2 separate regions of the Mus musculus genome follow, and region 1 is linked to region 2. The links are chromatin loops, found by intact Hi-C in ENCODE. Cell type or tissue: left cerebral cortex. All regions are shown on one strand. Links, peaks and the distances in the headings refer to the core of each region. The heading gives the core; the rest is flanking DNA.

The links. Peaks named below come from ENCODE experiments on the same cell type or tissue, not always from the same donor. Only the 100,000 strongest peaks of a DNase experiment are listed, where the experiment ranks them.
Region 1: a loop joins it to region 2, with 7 times the contacts of the local background. A loop is called at or near these places in 14 of 42 quality-filtered maps.

Annotation. Positions count from the first base shown.
Region 1 is chr6:70,405,373-70,408,299 of GRCm38, forward strand. It overlaps Igk and Igkv6-15. Among named protein-coding and RNA genes, the nearest start is that of Gm46962, 190 kb to the left of the region's middle. In left cerebral cortex, for the core only: no CTCF peak of the experiment used is centred there; a DNase peak (open chromatin) is centred at 1,140; H3K27ac peaks cover 327 bases.
Region 2 is chr6:70,259,322-70,262,248 of GRCm38, forward strand. It overlaps Igk, Igkv6-23 and the pseudogene Gm8836. Among named protein-coding and RNA genes, the nearest start is that of Gm46962, 40 kb to the left of the region's middle. In left cerebral cortex, for the core only: no CTCF peak of the experiment used is centred there; a DNase peak (open chromatin) is centred at 1,102; H3K27ac peaks cover 438 bases.

The sequences.
Region 1 (2,927 bases), core at 101-2,600, 150 kb after region 2:
AAGCCGGGTGTGCTGGCACATGCCTTTAATCCCAGCATTTGGGTGGGAGAGGCAGGGAGATTTCTGAGTTCGAGGCCAGCCTGGTCTACAAAGTGAGTTCCAGCACAGCCAGGGATATACAGAGAAACCCTATCTCGCAAAAAAAAAAAAAGAAAAAAGAAAAACAAACTTTATTCCCATGATACAAAATCATATTTACCATTAGTGTAGTGTAGTGTGGAATGAGGTATCAGTCTCATCATTGGGAAGTAAATGAGAAGAAAGCACAGGCAGATATGGCCTAAGAATAGTAAGCCTAGATCAATTATGTTGTTAACAATTCAAACATCATATTTTCTCCAGATCCACTGCCTGTGAAGCGATCAGGGACTCCAGTGTACCAGTTGGATGCCCAGTAAATCAGTGCTTTAGGAGATTGCCCTGGTTTTTGTTGATACCAGGCTACAGCAGTACCTACATTCTGACTGGCCTTGCAGGTGATGATGACCCTCTCTCCTACTGAAGTGGACATAAATTTTTGAGACTGGGTCATCACAATGTCTCCATCAACACCTGCAATCAGAAATAGATAATGAGTATACACTTACATATACAAAGACTTCATGATGCAAACGTTAGAATCAAAAATGTCTCATCTAATGGCATTGTCTGCCTAATACTGGCTTCCTATAGAAAATAGCTATTTAAATAGCTATTTACTGTATCCTAGATTTTTATAGATTCATAAAACCCTGTGTGTGTGTGTGTACTGGTATGTGCATGTGTGTGTATGTGTGTGTGTGTGTGTGTGTGTGTGTGTGTGTGCATGTCAGAGGGCACAACTGTATGTCACATAGAAAAAGGTAAATTTGTTATGTTCAATACACAGAATCTGAGCATGAGAATTAAAAAAAATAAAGATTTAATCTCTTTACTTCTTTTTTGCCATTAAAACATTCCAAGTCAAAGGATCTATTCATTAATTTTCTACCAAACTTTGCAACAGACAGGCATAGCAGCTGCAGGCAGAGGGGAAGTGTGTAGGTCTAGGGATGTGAGGTGCAGGCAGCTGGTTAGAATCTCAGAGGAGGTTTATGTAGGAGGCTGAAGTACTGTGAGAGGATAGCTGTTATATTGCTGACAGAAATACTCTGCCAAGTCTTCAGACTGCACATTGCTGATGGTGAGAGTGAAATCTGTCCCAGATCCACTGCCTGTGAAGCGATCAGGGACTCCACTGTACCGGTAGGATGCCGAGTAAATCAGTGCTTTAGGAGATTGCCCTGGTTTCTGTTGATACCAGGCTACATTAGTACCCACATTCTGACTGGCCTTGCAGGTGACGCTGACCCTGTCTCCTACTGATGTGGACATGAATTTTTGAGACTGGGTCATCACAATGTCTCCATCAACACCTGCAATCAGAAATAGATAATGAGTCTACACTTACATATACAAAGACTTCATGATACAAATGTTAGAATCCAAAATGTCTTATCTAATGGCATTGTCTGCCTAATATTGGCTTCCTATAGGAAATAGCTATTTAAAAAATTACTTTTAAGATGTTATAATACTTTTAAATGTCTCACCAGACAACCACAGCAACATGTATACAAAGACCTGAGTCTGTGACTCCATCTTGATGCCCATGCTGATCTGATGTATTTCAGATCTCACTGCAAAGACCTGGTTTATAAATCATGGGCAGCTGGGCTGGCCTCTAGGGATCTATGCAAAGCAGTCATCAAATAAGGAAGTAAATTACACAGCTGTTTGAGAGTATCCAGGTTAAATAAACAGTCAAAAATACTACCAAAGACAGGAAGTAATCACTGGGAAGGAAGTCAAAATTGAAGCTCAAGGACCAATTTAAAGCTCTGAAACCACAAGTCTATAGATGTTCTCATGACAGGCTTCCATCAAAATCAGATATTGGGTGAGGGAAAAGGACTGAAACACTGAGGGCCAGCAGAAAGACTGTCAACAGGCAACCTCGGGAGGTATGAGGTTGGGAGGACCCTCCAGAATGCACCAGAGACCTGGGAGGTGAGAGACTCTCAAAACTCAAAGGGATGAAATGCCCAATAGTAGGGAGAGTGAACTTATAGAGCTCACCTCCATCAGGAAGACAGGGGATCAAATGAGGGAAGAGGGTCCCATTCCACACTAACAACTCTGACACATATTTGTTCCTGGCTGAAAAAATTACAGGGATAGAAATGGAGGGGAGCCTGAAGAAAAGAAGATCCAGTGACAGGCCCAAAGTGGAATCCAGCTCAAGGGGCAGTCCCAAGGACTGACACTATCACTGAGGCTATGGAGCACTCACAGAAAGGGACCTAGCATGACTGCATTCCCAACAAGCAGCTGAGTCACATGCAGATATTTGTAGCCAACCAATGGACAGAAACAATGACCCCTAATGTTGAATCAGGGAAAGACTGAAAGACGCTGAGGAGATACAACAGTCTCAATTATTCTGGACCCCAGAGATCTCTCAAACACTGGATCACCAAACAGGCAGCATACACCAGCTGCAATGAGGCCACCAACACACATACAGCGGAGGACTGCTGGATCTGTGTTCATTCAGAAGTGAAGCACCTAAGCCTCAAGAGTCTAGATGCCCTCGGGAGATTAGAGGTCACGTGGCATGGGAGCTGGCAGTATCCATGAGGAGACTGGGGTGTGGGTAGGAGGTATGGTATGTAGAGCAGTAGGAGGATGGAGGGGTTGAATAAAATATAGAGTGTAAACAAAATTGATTAATTAACCAATTAATAAAAAATCAGCAGATGAGTTTTACAGAAATAATAGTAAAACATCCGTTGGTTCAATCACGAGGAAACAATAAATCCTTTACAACAGCAACAGCAAAAGAAGAAAGAAAAAGGAAGTGGAAAAGAAGAAAGGAAAAAAGAAGTGAAAGGAAAAGAGGAGGGGAG
Region 2 (2,927 bases), core at 141-2,640:
CTGGCACATGCCTTTAATCCCAGCATTTGGGTGGGAGAGGCAGGCAGATTTCTGAGTTCGAGGCCAGCCTGGTCTACAAAGTGAGTTCCAGCACAGCCAGGGCTATACAGAGAAACCCTGTCTCGCAAAAAAAAAAAAAAAAAAAAAAAGAAAAAGAAAAAAAAAGAAAAACAAACTTTATTCCCATGATACAAAATCATATTTACCATTAGTGTAGTGTAGTGTGGAATGAGGTATCACAGTCTCTTCATTGGGAAGTAAATGAGAAGAAAGCACAGGCAGATATGGCCTAAGAATAGTAAGCCTAGATCAATTATGTTGTTAACAATTCAAACATCATGTTTTCTCCAGATCCACTGCCTGTGAAGCGATCAGTGACTCCAGTGTACCAGTTTGATGCCCAGTAAATCAGTGCTTTAGGAGATTGCCCTGGTTTCTGTTGATACCAGGCTACAGGAGTACCTACATTCTGACTGGCCTTGCAAGTGATGCTGACCCTCTCTCCTACTGAAGTGGACATAAATTTTTGAGACTGGGTCATCACAATGTCTCCATCAATACCTGCAATCAGAAATAGATAATGAGTATACACTTACATATACAAAGACTTCATGATGCAAACGTTAGAATCAAAAATGTCTCATCTAATGGCATTGTCTGCCTAATACTGGCTTCCTATAGAAAATAGCTATTTAAATAGCTATTTACTGTATCCTAGATTTTTATAGATTCATAAAACCCTGTGTGTGTGTGTACTGGTATGTGCATGTGTGTGTGTGTGTGTGTGTGTGTGTGCATGTCAGAGGGCACAACTGTATGTCACATAGAAAAAGGTAAATTTGTTATGTTCAATACACAGAATTTGAGCATGAGAATTAAAAAAAATAAAGATTTAATCTCTTTACTTCTTTTTTTCCATAAAGACCTTCCAAATCAAAGGATCAGTTCGTTAATTTTCTACCAAACTTTGCAACACACAGGCATAGCACCTGCAGGCAGAGGGGAAGTGTGTAGGTCTAGGGAGGTGTAGTGCAGGCAGCTGGTTAGAATCTCAGAGGAGGTTTATGTAGGAGGCTGAAGCACTGTGAGAGGATAGCTGCTATATTGCTGACAGAAATAATCTGCCAAGTCTTCAGACTGCACATTGCTAATGGTGAGAGTGAAATCTGTCCCAGATCCACTGCCTGTGAAGCGATCAGGGACTCCAGTGTGCCGGGTGGATGCCCAGTAAATCAGTAGTTTAGGAGATTGCCCTGGTTTCTGTTGATACCAGGCTACAGCAGTACCCACATCCTGACTGGCCTTGCAGGTGATGCTGACCCTGTCTCCTACTGATGTGGACATGAATTTGTGAGACTGGGTCATCACAATGTCTCCTTCAACACCTGCAAACAGAAACAGATAATGTGTATACACTTACACATATAAAGACTTCATGATACAAATGTTAGAATCCAAAATGTCTTATCTAATGGCATTGTCTGCCTAATATTGGCTTCCTATAGGAAATAGCTATTTAAATAAATTACTTTTAAGATTTTATAATACTTTTAAATGTCTCACCAGACAACCACAGCAACATGTATACAAAGACCTGAGAATGTGTCTCCATCTTGATGCCCATGCTGGTCTGATGTATTTCAGATCTCACTGCAAAGACCTGGTTTATAAATCATGGGCAGCTGTGCTGGCCTCTAGGGATCTATGCAAAGCAGTCATCAAATAAGGAAGTAAATTACACAGCTGTTTGAGAGTATCCAGGTTAAATAAACAGTCAAAAATACTACCAAAGACAGGAAGTAATCACTGGGAAGGAAGTCAAAATTGAAGCTCAAAGACCAATTTAAAGCTCTGAAACCACAAGTCTATAGATGTTCTCATGACAGGCTTCCATCAAAATCAGATATTGGGTGAGAGAAAAGGACTGAAACACTGAGGGCCAGCAGAAAGACTGTCAACAGGTAACCTCGGGAGGTAGGAGGTTGGGAGGACCCTCCAGAATGCACCAGAGACCTGGGAGGTGAGAGACTCTCGGGAATCAAAGGGATGAAATGCCCAACAGTAGGGAGAGTGAACTTATAGAGCCCACCTCCATCAGGAAGACAGGGGATCAAATGAGGGAAGAGGGTGCCATTCCACACTAACAACTCTGACCCATATTTGTTCCTGGCTGAAAGAATTACAGGGATGGAAATGGAGGGGAGCCTGAAGAAAAGAAGATCCAGTGATAGGCCCAAAGTGGAATCCAGCTCAAGTGGCAGCCACAAGGCCTGACACTATCACTGAGGCTATGGAGCACTCATAGAAAGGGACCTAGCATGACTGCATTCCCAACAAGCAGCTGAGTCACATGCAGATATTTGTAGCCAACCAATGGACAGAAACAATGACCCCTAATGTTGAATCAGGGAAAGACTGAAAGACACTGAGGAGATACAACAGTCTCAATTATTCTGGACCCCAGAGATCTCTCAAACACTGGATCACCAAACAGGCAGCATACACCAGCTGATATGAGGCCACCAACACACATACAGCAGAGGACTGCTGGATCTGTGTTCATTCAGAAGTGAAGCACCTAAGCCTCAAGAGTCCAGATGCCCTAGGGAGATTAGAGGTCACGTGGCATGGGAGCTAGCAGTATCCATGAGGAGACTGGGGTGTGGGTAGGAGGTATGGTATGTAGAGCAGTAGGAGGATGGAGGGGTTGAATAAAATATGGAGTGTAAACAAAATTGATTAATTAACCAATTAATAAAAAATCAACAGATGAGTTTTACAGAAATAATAGTAAAACATCCGTTGGTTCAATCACGAGGAAAGAATAAATCCTTTCCAACAGCAACAGCAAAAGAAAAGGGAAGTGGAAAAGAAGAAAGGAAAAAAGAAGTGAAAGGGAAAGAGGAGGGGAGAGGAAAGAAAGAAGA